Linked DNA regions of Homo sapiens: region 1 is linked to region 2. Evidence: read pairs that join two places in POLR2A ChIA-PET (ENCODE). Cell type or tissue: A673. All regions are shown on one strand. Each heading gives the region's core, and the rest is flanking DNA. Links, peaks and the distances in the headings are about the cores only. Region 1 overlaps LINC01994 (long intergenic non-protein coding RNA 1994). Region 2 overlaps LINC02031 (long intergenic non-protein coding RNA 2031).

What was found. ChIA-PET counts read pairs that join two places held together with the same protein. Peaks named below come from ENCODE experiments on the same cell type or tissue, not always from the same donor. Only the 100,000 strongest peaks of a DNase experiment are listed, where the experiment ranks them.
Region 1: POLR2A ChIA-PET joins it to region 2 with 7 read pairs; 2 of 35 experiments call an interaction of 5 or more read pairs at or near these places.

Annotation. Positions count from the first base shown.
Region 1 is chr3:182,477,589-182,482,971 of GRCh38, reverse strand. The region is part of intron 1 of LINC01994 (long intergenic non-protein coding RNA 1994); the gene reads left to right. Among named protein-coding and RNA genes, the nearest start is that of LINC01994, 6.1 kb to the left of the region's middle. RefSeq lists a silencer at 2,657-2,951. In A673, for the core only: no CTCF peak of the experiment used is centred there; a DNase peak (open chromatin) is centred at 2,971.
Region 2 is chr3:182,667,944-182,673,326 of GRCh38, reverse strand. LINC02031 (long intergenic non-protein coding RNA 2031) reads right to left here. Exons shown (of 5, transcript XR_427440.3): 5 at 1-1,246. Among named protein-coding and RNA genes, the nearest start is that of LINC02031, 27 kb to the right of the region's middle. In A673, for the core only: no CTCF peak of the experiment used is centred there; no DNase peak of the experiment used is centred there.

The DNA.
Region 1 (5,383 bases), core at 323-5,322, 190 kb after region 2:
CGACGTCTGCAGTGCGAAATTCTATTTCTGGCTTAATTGGAGTCTTTACATAAACAAGAGGAGGGCTCTGCAGTGTTGGGGAGGCATAATAGTCCCACAGCTTAGCAACAGAAAAGATAAGAGTCAGCATGATTCGGAACTGGTAGAAGGTTAATGCAGGCAGGCTTTTCCCCCTTAGGTCTCAGCATAGTATTCTTAAATTAGACAAGAAAAGGAGAGGTTTTCTGAGTTAGGATTCTAACTAGAAAGCCTAGATCAGCCCCTTGGAGTGAAGCTTTATTCCATCAGAAAAGGAGGGAGGAGGAGAACTTGCTCTGGTTGGGAAATAGTACTGTTCAAGTGGCCCCCAAGGCAGGGCTGACTTATCCATTAGGTGCAGCAGGCAGTGTTTATGGGGCCCGCGGTACTTTTAATGTTTTAATTACATTTAAAACAAAGAAGAAAAATGAATGGAATGATAATGAATATATGATGATGATGAATTCAGTTTGCTTTATATTCATCTTTATACCAGTAGAATTGTAAAGTATAACTTTTAATTATTTTTTGGAAGAAGGGATGACGGCAAAATGCCTGGAGCCCATGAAAGTCATCACGTGGTCCTGCCCCAAAGAGGCCATTTAAGCAAGTTAAATGACTTTAGTAGACAACCTGTTTTTTTTCCCTTACTAGTGTTTTCTCACTGTAGATTCTACTTACAGTGAGTCTTTGAGAAAAAACACAAAAAACTATGTTGGTTAACAAAAGCATCAAACGCACATTCCCTCTAGGTTTCTAACAGTGCCCTGACTGGCATAGAGCTGGCATTCAACAATTGGTTATATATATTGGACATTGATTTAAAGAAAAACCATACTGATGTACTTATTCATTAAGTACAACTATTTATTGAGCATCAGCTGTGTGCCAGGCACTGTACTAGGTGCTACGGATATAACAGGAAATAAGACATTCTCCTTGAATTCAAAGAGCTTCAGAGAAAGGCAGTAAGAAGAAACACAAAAATGACATTTTCAGGAGGTAGTGGGTTGATAAAAATGAGGTGGGGGAAATCCTTGCTTTCTGAATTTCTTTTTAAAAAGTGTATCAACCTCCCAATTAAAAGAGGTTTTCCTCGATGACATTCAGACACAAGCTAAAATCGTCATAAATACATGAAACAGAGATATTGCACTGTAGATGGTAGCTAAGCTTCTTATTTAAAAATAAAGAATGTGGCCGGGCGCGGTGGCTCACGCCTGTAATCCCAGCACTTTGGGAGGCCGAGGCGGGTGGATCATGAGGTCAGGAGATCGAGACCATCCTGGCTAACAAGGTGAAACCCCGTCTCTACTAAAAATACAAAAAATTAGCCGGGCGCGGTGGCGGGCGCCTGTAGTCCCAGCTACTGGGGAGGCTGAGGCAGGAGAATGGCGTGAACCCGGGAAGCGGAGCTTGCAGTGAGCCGAGATTGCGCCACTGCAGTCCGCAGTCTGGCCTGGGCGACAGAGCAAGACTCCGTCTCAAAAAAAAAAAAAAGAAAAAAAAAAAATAAAGGATGTTTAATGATTTTTCAGTGAAAGGAGAACTGCTAAAGCTCATCTGACTGGGGTGATTTTGGCCATCCAAGCACTCAGAATTGGTGAGTGTTGTTTCTGCAGAAGGGCTAAAGCTACTGCTGGGCAGCTTTTTCCTCACTGTTGCTAAGGCCTGCTAGGAGTCATGATAAATTTTGAGATTCAACTGAAAGAAGAACAAGTTTCACGGGAGACCTCCAAGTCACTTGGTTTGAAGTAGGCACCAAAGTTAATTCATTTAGTTTCTCATGATGAGACTTTCAGGCAACATGTAGATCTTGACTGGTCCATTCATATAGCAGACATGTGCTATTACATGCCCTACACGTACCAGGCTCCGTGCTAATGTTTGGTTTTGAGAGAGGAACAAAACAGACAATGGCTCTGCCCTCATGGGGTTTAGTTTCCCATTTTCCTGTTGGAGAGGGAGAGGTAATACAAATTTCAAACAACAGACGGGGTGACTGCAGGTTTCTAAAAGTACCATTCTAGTGGCTATCTTTTATTTTGGCTTTTTGGTAACAGCAACCCAATTCTCCTTGGCATATGGTGTTATATTGGTCAAGGGATTCTGTCTTTCTCTAGCCAGGAAGTGGGCTTGTGATCCAAGCTTAATCAATCAGAATCTCTTTCCTGGAGTTTTGAGGGGCTTGGTGTTGATTCCATGAGCATGTGGCCAGATTCTGAAAAGAAGATCCCCATTGATATCGCAGTATAGTCATGAACGGCCACAATGGACTGGACCAGTGAGTTAAGGGTAACTTTTGCTTTACTTTGCCATTCGTTGGGCTGGGTTATTAAACTAGATTGACCCTAAATTCCTTTCACCTAGTGCTTCCTTTTTGGAAATCAGTAGGGATCATTCAGAAGAAGAATGTAAGCATAGACATGCTGACTGGATCAACATGGTATAATGGAAAGAGCTTGGGGTTGTACTGATTTTGGTATGCTTACTGGGCAGTTTCTTCCAGTCTAAAATTGGAAGTGTAACACCAGCTCCACAAGGTTTTTGGGAAATTTAAATCTAGAAGGCCCCATTTAATGCCCATGCCCATGAATGTCAGTTCTTTGCCCTTACCTACTTTCACTTCTCCTGCCCGAGCCCTACCACATACTGTCTTCATAAATAGTATGTTGCCAAGTTGGCTGGAAATTGTAAAATAATGGCAAAAATGTGCAATAACAACTCTGGAGAAAGAGATGAGATAGGGTTGGAAAGCTGATAAGTGAATCTTCAGCCACTTCCTCCTCCCTTCAGATAGCGTGGGTTTGGAGTGAAGTGTGGGCCGGAAATTTGACAATTGGCTAGATCTGTGGCTCGTGAACTCTGCCTGGCATGAACACTTCTATTTCAGCACATCTGTGATTGCCATATCACCAGCATTTGCAGAAATGGAGGATTAATTTTATTGTGCATTAGCTCAGCAGATCTGGTGACATAATATTGCACTACGAAGAAGGATTACTCACCAGTTTCTGGATGCTACATTTTTAGAAACTAACTCCACTTAACGATAAGTGTTGGATCTAACAACTTCCCCCTTTTCCCCACTCCCACTCTCCAATCACCCAACCAACAAATATTCCTTAATGTAAAAACCAGCTCTCATGGGACCAGATGGATACAATTTTTCTTCAGGAAAAAATTCTGGATATTTCCCCAAAGTAAAAATTTTATAATACTTCTTCATTTATTAAAAACAGATGTGCCATGTTTATAATATCACTCCAAGCCCCCCTTTTTTTGGTTTATGGAAAGCAATTTGGGAAGGTAAAATAATATAGCATTTGTGAGTCATTTCTGAAGAAAAAATGCAAAAACTGTACAGTAGTCTGCAAGCCAGACAGGGGATATGGTCATAAGGAAATATGGCTACATCCCAGGGCAAACAAAGAGGAGACTTTGTTTCTACTTCTGTCGTACATCTACTCAGGGTTTCGACATATCCTTTTTTCACCTATGACCTCCATCTGCAGAAAAAGAGACTCAGAGACAGGCTGTTAGTAAGGTCTAGTGGCTGGCAGAACTCAGTCGCACACTGCATCCTATAATCTTCCTACTTGCCACTAAGCCAGTACCATTTCCCTTACCTGTTGTCTTTTTTAAAGAACTTTTCCCCCATCCTCATCTAGGCTACCTCACAGAGCCTTCTTTTTCTCCAGGTAGCACACCTTAAAAACTATTCCTTCCTTTCTCTATAGCCTCTTTGTCCATTCTGTCATTTCTACTTGCTGATGTTTAACCAGCTGCTGGGCTACTGTGTCACTTAGGTAGCTGTATTTAAAGTCCATGGAGTGCGGAGTATACAGTGAGTAGGGCCCTGTGGACAAATGCAGAAATGAAATGTGCGTGTGCGTGTTCTTTATTGGGTGCTTATTGCATGCCAGGCACTGCCCTAAGTTAGTTTTTAGAGTTCGTTGTATTTAATTTTCACAATTTTCTATGCGGTATGAGTTTGGACAGACCTGCATTTAAACCCTGCTCTATCATTTACTTGTAAAAATATGTAAGCTTTAAGTAGGCAGTATCCATATTTTTATGGCTAATTCCTGTAATTTCTATTTGTATGGTTCAACAAAACAGCTTTATCTCTTATATAGCCAGGGAAGATTTTTAAAAAAATTATTAAAAATATTCTGTCAATATTCTTTGTATTTGAAGCTCTGATGGCAAAACTGGATATATGCCATATTCATTTTTTTAACAACATAAAGTACAAAGAAAGTGATAAAAAGTACACAAACTGCTCTAATTTAGTCTATGCAAGGAGCAGACAGTAAAATATAATGGTCTACTTATTCTTCTGTGATTGACAGCCAATCCTTGGAGCAATTTGCACTCTGATCAGATAGCAGGTTTTCTCCCATAACCTTGAGGTCCAAGTCTCTCTGCCCTTTATTGTGAAATTGTCTGCCCTTTGACCCTTTGAAAAGGTGGAGTCCCACATCTTCTAAAAGCCTTCCCTCAGTCCTGCACTGATGTGTACAGTAAATGACTGATTGTCTCCATTATATGACCATGGCAGGCACAGAGAAATACCTAACTCATTTTAGCAAAACTTATCCTAATTGGAACCATAATCAAAGATAACTGGAATACTCCAGAAACTTACCTGGAGACCTGGATTTGGTGTCTTTTGAAGTTTTGGTAAAATAAGTGGTACCTTCTTTATGCTCGTATTTTCTTTCCTTCCAATAGGGGAGTGAGGAAGAAAAAAAAAATTGAAAGGAAAGCTAAAGCATCTCTTCTTGCACAACCTTCCCTTCTCTCTTTCTCTGTAGCAGAAGGTGACACTGGGCTGCTGGGCTGGTTCAGAGGATTATGCACATAAAGTCCTTATCACCTGTGCTATTTAAAGTGGAATGGAAAAGTGCAGCTGAAAACATCCTGGGGGAAGCATTCTTTCCTAGGGCAGCCAAGGTACTTTTCATCTTCACCTGAAGGCAGCCCTCACCCAATTTAATACATCATTTAGTTCAGCATTAGTGAAAAAATCCTCCCCAGGCCTGCTCACAATGACCCTAGGGCTCCATAGAAAAAGACTGAGAAGGAGGGTTACCAGTTTTCACTTCCTCGGTTAGAAGTAGTAAAGGTAAACTGCAAACGTGGACATGGAGCCAAATGAGGAGGTTGAGGAGTGCAAGCTTTAAATGACAGAAAAGTGCTTTCTTTAAAGCTTCTGGGTCCTACCACCCAGCAGATAGGAGGAGAGCCTCAGATATAGTGACAGGTATGTAGGAAGGAAAGAAGGAAGGGAGGAAGAAAGAAGGAAGGAAAAATTACTGAGAACCCACTATGTTAAGTCTTTTGGCATTCTATCAGCTTC
Region 2 (5,383 bases), core at 320-5,319:
GGAAACTCTGCAAGCAAATCCAAGTTTTATAGTCTTCATTTGGCATTCTGACTTCATGGCAGACTCAGTGACGGCATTGCTATTGCCTTCATATTTATGGAGACATTTTTGGTTTCAAGATGGTATACTGATTTCCAAAATGATTCCAGGTTTCTGTGGCCCTGTGGAATACAATGAATCCATAGAAACATGACACTTTTTAAAACATTGTATGTTAACATTTTAATATACAGTATGCTATGAGCTTTAACTTAAAATTCTAATTTTTATTTACTGTGATTAGTGTATTATGTTATTATGGAGTAATGTGGAGTTTACTGGGGGCATAAGCAGTAAAAGTGACCTATGGCTGACATACTGTATCTTTAATAAGCTACAGATGACATGAGTCTCTTCTCATAGGGGATATTGGCTTTCTGTATATAATTAATAACAAGAAAACTGTATCCTGACTTTAAGGTCTGCAGTAGCATCCTGGAACAAAAAGAGCCATAAATTAGCATCAATTATGTATTAAAGTTCCAATTAACCTGGCTGACACTGATATACTTTAACAAGGCACATTTAGATAAAAGAAAAAACTCTCTAATTACTTGGAACAGGACCTTATGACCCACTCTACTCTTTTATCCCAATTCCAACCCAATAAAGAATGAAGTGAGAGGGAGAAAATTCCACAAAGGGTGACGATACAACATCAGAAGATATTCCCTGGGATACTCTTTTACCATCAAAAACTCTCCATGATGAATATTTTATTGTATTTGGATTCCTAAAAACACACACAGACATTGAAGAAGAAGGGTATTTTAAAGTTGGAAATGGTGGCATCTTCTGAGATTTCCCACTAGAACTCATTGTGCACATTATAAATATTTAATGTGAATTCTCCTCTCCCACCCCCAGTCTGCCTGGACCTGCTTTGGACACATTCTCTAGAAAGGGAGCTTGGTGGTCACAATCCCTTCTGTATTGCTCACTCTCCTGGCCCCCCAAATCTTTGGACAGCCTTCCTGTTTTCTATTTGATTTAGGAAGAGCATTCTGGTCCCCGGTCCCCATCTGTTCTCCAGGTGGCTCTTTGGATGTTGTTGTTCTCTGTTTTCTGTCCACTGCCTGGGCATCTTGCCCACTTAGTTCTCTTGGTCCTCGTGCTCCTCCTGGTGTCGCCTGGTCAGTTAGCTTCATCTACAATTGCATATGTAACTTCTAGGCTGCACACGGCATGCACTGAAGTATTTCTTCATCTGAAACCACAGAAATAGCAGATGAAGATATTCATAGAATGGATGAGAGAAAAAAATGCAGAGATTGTGGGCGACAGGGAGGGAGTGGGAGCAAGGCAGATTCTACTAGCTGAGGAGGCAGAGGAGGGAAGGACATAAAGAATAGAATAAGAAGTGATTTGTCCTTATCACACTTTTATCTTTCTGTGGATCATTATCAGATATTACAGTCATTTGCTTTCCTACAGCAATCTCCCATTAGACACTCGCTCATTTCTTGACATAGTTTCCTGAGTCTGTGCTCTAACTCACCCTCCACAGGAGATGGAGGAGCCTTGTCTCATTTCTCTCACTTACCCTTTATTCAGCCAGGCTTCCCTGCTCCTTCTACCCCTCCCCCCACCAAATAGCACAAGGCATAAATACTTTCTTCAAGGCTCTTCCCTGCTTACATCCAAAATGAGATCGACTTTTTATAGACATGAATGAACTCAGCTTTTAGCCAAATATGAAATAAAAAATCAAGAAATGCATCTAAATAAAGCAGAATTTCTACTTATACATTTGAATAAATATATCCAAGTTCTTTCAGGGCCACAGATATAGTGAATAGATACTTAGATCTATCTAAGTACTAAGTAAGTATCTAGAACAGATGCTTATGAATAGAGATGAAAGTAGACGTACAGAATTTAAATTTGTCAACATATGTGGCCAGTGAAATGGTCCCAAGTATAACTCTGACCACGTGTTTTTTTGTTTTTTTTTTTGCAAAGGAAAGTGATAGTAAAGGCATAAGATGTAGGATGTTAGTGCAGCTTGGGGGCTGGGATCTAAGGTTAACTGGCTTGAGCTGAGGCTGACTGGGGAAGGGCAGCTGCCCTACAGCCACGTAAAGGCCCCAGGAACTTCCTTCAAAATCTGAATTTTTGCCCTTAGCCCATTTTGGTCTATGTGCTCAGGTTCAGGGCTTCCAATTGTTTTCTTATCGCCAATTTTGTGTTTTTCTGACCTTGATCTGACAACTTAACTCTATCCTACAGACTTTGTCTGCTTCATTGTAAATATTAGTTCAAGGATAAACAGGAAAGTCTTATAAGTCTCCAAACAGAAAGGACAAGTTACTTAAAAAAGTGAAAAGAGGTAGCGTGTCGTTCTTCTTTTCATTTGAAACATGGAAGCCGGAAGGCAATGACATATAGCCTCTACAGAAAACTGAGATGAAATCATCGTAATCTAATTTATCTGAGAGAAAAAGGCAAGAAACCAGTGAAACTTTGCTCCAAATAGTGGATTCAAGCCACCGTGATCTCTCACCTGGACATTCAGATCACAATGGTCCCATCACAACACTTCCGTGCTCAAGACCCCTTAGAGGTTCCCATCTCTCCTTTTCTCTCTCTCTCTGTCCTTTCCTTCCTTCCTTCCTTCCTTCCTTCCTTCCTTCCTTCCTTCCTTCCTTCCTTCCTTCCTTCCTTCCTTCCTTCTTTCCCTCCCTCCCTCCTTCCCTCCCTCCTTCCTTCCTTCCTACCTTCCTTCCTTCCTTTTTCCTTCCTCTTTCTTTCTTTCTTTCTTTTTTTTGAGACAGTTTCGCTCTTGTCACCCAGGCTGGAATGCAATGGCACAATCTCGGCTCACTACAACCTCCGCCTCCTGGACTCAAGTGATTCTCCTGCCTCAGCCTTCTGAGTAGCTGGGACTACAGGCGCACGCCACCACGCCCAGCTAATTTTTGTATTTTTAGTAGAGATGAGGTTTTACCATGTTGGGCAGGACAGTCTCGATGTCTAGACCTTGTGATCCACCTGCCTCAGCCTCCCAAAGTGCTGGGATTACAGGTATAAGCCACCGCACCTGGCATCTCCTTTCCTTTTGAACAGTCTCTGATCCTTCTCCCCTTGCTCACACCCGCCAGTCACAACACCTGCCTTGCATCTGGCCTAGAACACACTTTGCCCAACTCCACATGGCTCCCTCCCTTCCTCAGGTCTTTGTTCAGGTATTATCTTATCAAGGAGGCCTTCTCTAACCCCCTACATTTTAATAAAATGGCAACTCTCTTCTGGGTCATTCTCTATCTGCCTTATTCACTTTATTTCCTATAAGTTATAGCACTTATCTGCTTACCTGTGTTTGTTTATTGTATCTCTTTTTCCCACTAGAATATGGGCACTGTAAGAATGGAGGACTTGTTTGTTCACTGCTGTCACTGAGAACAGACCCTTAGTAAGCTCTCATCATTTTTTGAAAGAAGGGAAAGGGTCCTATACCCAGCTAAGATATTCTTTTGTCATGAAGAATTAAAAAAAAATACATTGATATGCAGGAACTGAGAGAGTAGTTTGCCCACAAACCCCATTTAGATTTGTGAGAAAACCTTGGAATCATCTAGAATGCTTGTTAAAAAAGAATAGATTCTCAGATTCCAACCCACATCAACAGAGTCAGAATTTCCAGGGGAAAGTCTTGGAATCTGAATATTTCAAACTATTATATTGAATATTTCCAAAGGCCTCTTTCAATTCCTTTCATAAGGCAAACTTGGAAAACTGTAAGTCTAATCTTACAACAAATGAATCTGAATAGACTTTCAGTAGCAATAATTGTAGTATATGTATGTGTCTGATTGCATATAATATATTGTCTATCAATCAAGCAAGAATTTAACAGGAAATTTGCAATATATAAATCTTATGTAAGGATTCTTGAAGTAAAACAGATTTTTGTTATCTGACCCATTATTTAAATTGCTCATTTTTCATTACAGTTTCAATTACAGTTAGTCCAGTTGTGTTTCAGTACTAAGTTCCTTTTATCAACAGACAGATGCAGCTGGAAATGCATAGACATGATACTGTACTTGCTAAAATGAGCTCATCTGTTCATTTTAGAGTAGGAGGGAGGAGAGGAGAGGAATTAGATACATGAGTCTAACTGGTAATACTTATGTAAGACATACTAGGATTCTGTAGCAGACATTTGGTACAAGGGCAAATTGCCCTATTCCCTAATAGTCTTTGAGAGTATCATTGTGATACAGCATGGTACCACAACTGATAATTATATTGATTCTACATATTGGAGAAAAAGGCTCACAATACTCAATTTATTGTTAAAATGATTAAAAGAGGTTAACATAAAATACTGTTTGATAATTAAAGCAAACAATTTGAAAATAAAATTATGGTAAAGATTCATTCTTGAGTATCAGATGAGTAAGATAGTATTGCATAAAATAAGATCCTGGAAAACAATATGCTTATAATCTTGGTGAAGAGACGAAGCATGTAAAAACATGAAATAATTAAAGAGTAATGAAACAGTGTCTTGTACAAGTTACCTAATCTCTCTGATTCACACAGTATCCTCACCAACAAAATGGATATAATAATGAAAATCTCCCAGGGAGGTTTGAAGATTAAAGGAGATGATTTATGCCCTTGGGAAATGGCATATCATGCCACTGACTGAGGAAGAGCAGAAGTTCAGAAAAAAAAGCGATGGCTGAAGATCAACATAGACAGACAGGGAAGCCTTTATAGAGATGGAGAGATCGAAGCTTGCTCTTGGAGAAAAAGGAGATGAGAATTCTAGGTAGCAGGCTCAGTATAAGCAAAGGCGTGGAGGTGGGAAAGAACATGGTGTTCTGGAAAAAGACCATCTGACTGAAGGAGTGGTCATAAAAGACAAGGCTGATAAGGCAGACATACTTTTTTTTTTCCTTTTTTCTTTCTTTCTTTCTTTCTTTTTTTTTTTTTTTTTTTTTTGAGACGGAGTCTTGCTCTGTCACCCAGGCTGGAGTGCAATGGTACAATCTTGGCTCACTGAAACCTCTGCTTCCCGAGTTCAAGCGATTCTCCTGCCTTGGCCTCCTGAATAGCTGGGATTACAGGCATCCACCACCACACCCAGCTAGTTTTTGTATTTTTAGTAGAGTTGGGGTTTCACCATGTTGGCCAGGGTGGTCTCGAACTCCTGACCTCAGATGATATGCCCGCCTCAGCCTCCCAAAGTGCTGGGATTACAGGAGTGAGCCACCGCGCCTGGCCAGATATACTTCTTTATAGTAGAAGATAGAAATAACAAAGGAGAGAAAAGAAGGGCATTCCATGATTCTACCACTCAGAGACAGCCACTTTGGTATGCTTCCTTCTAGTT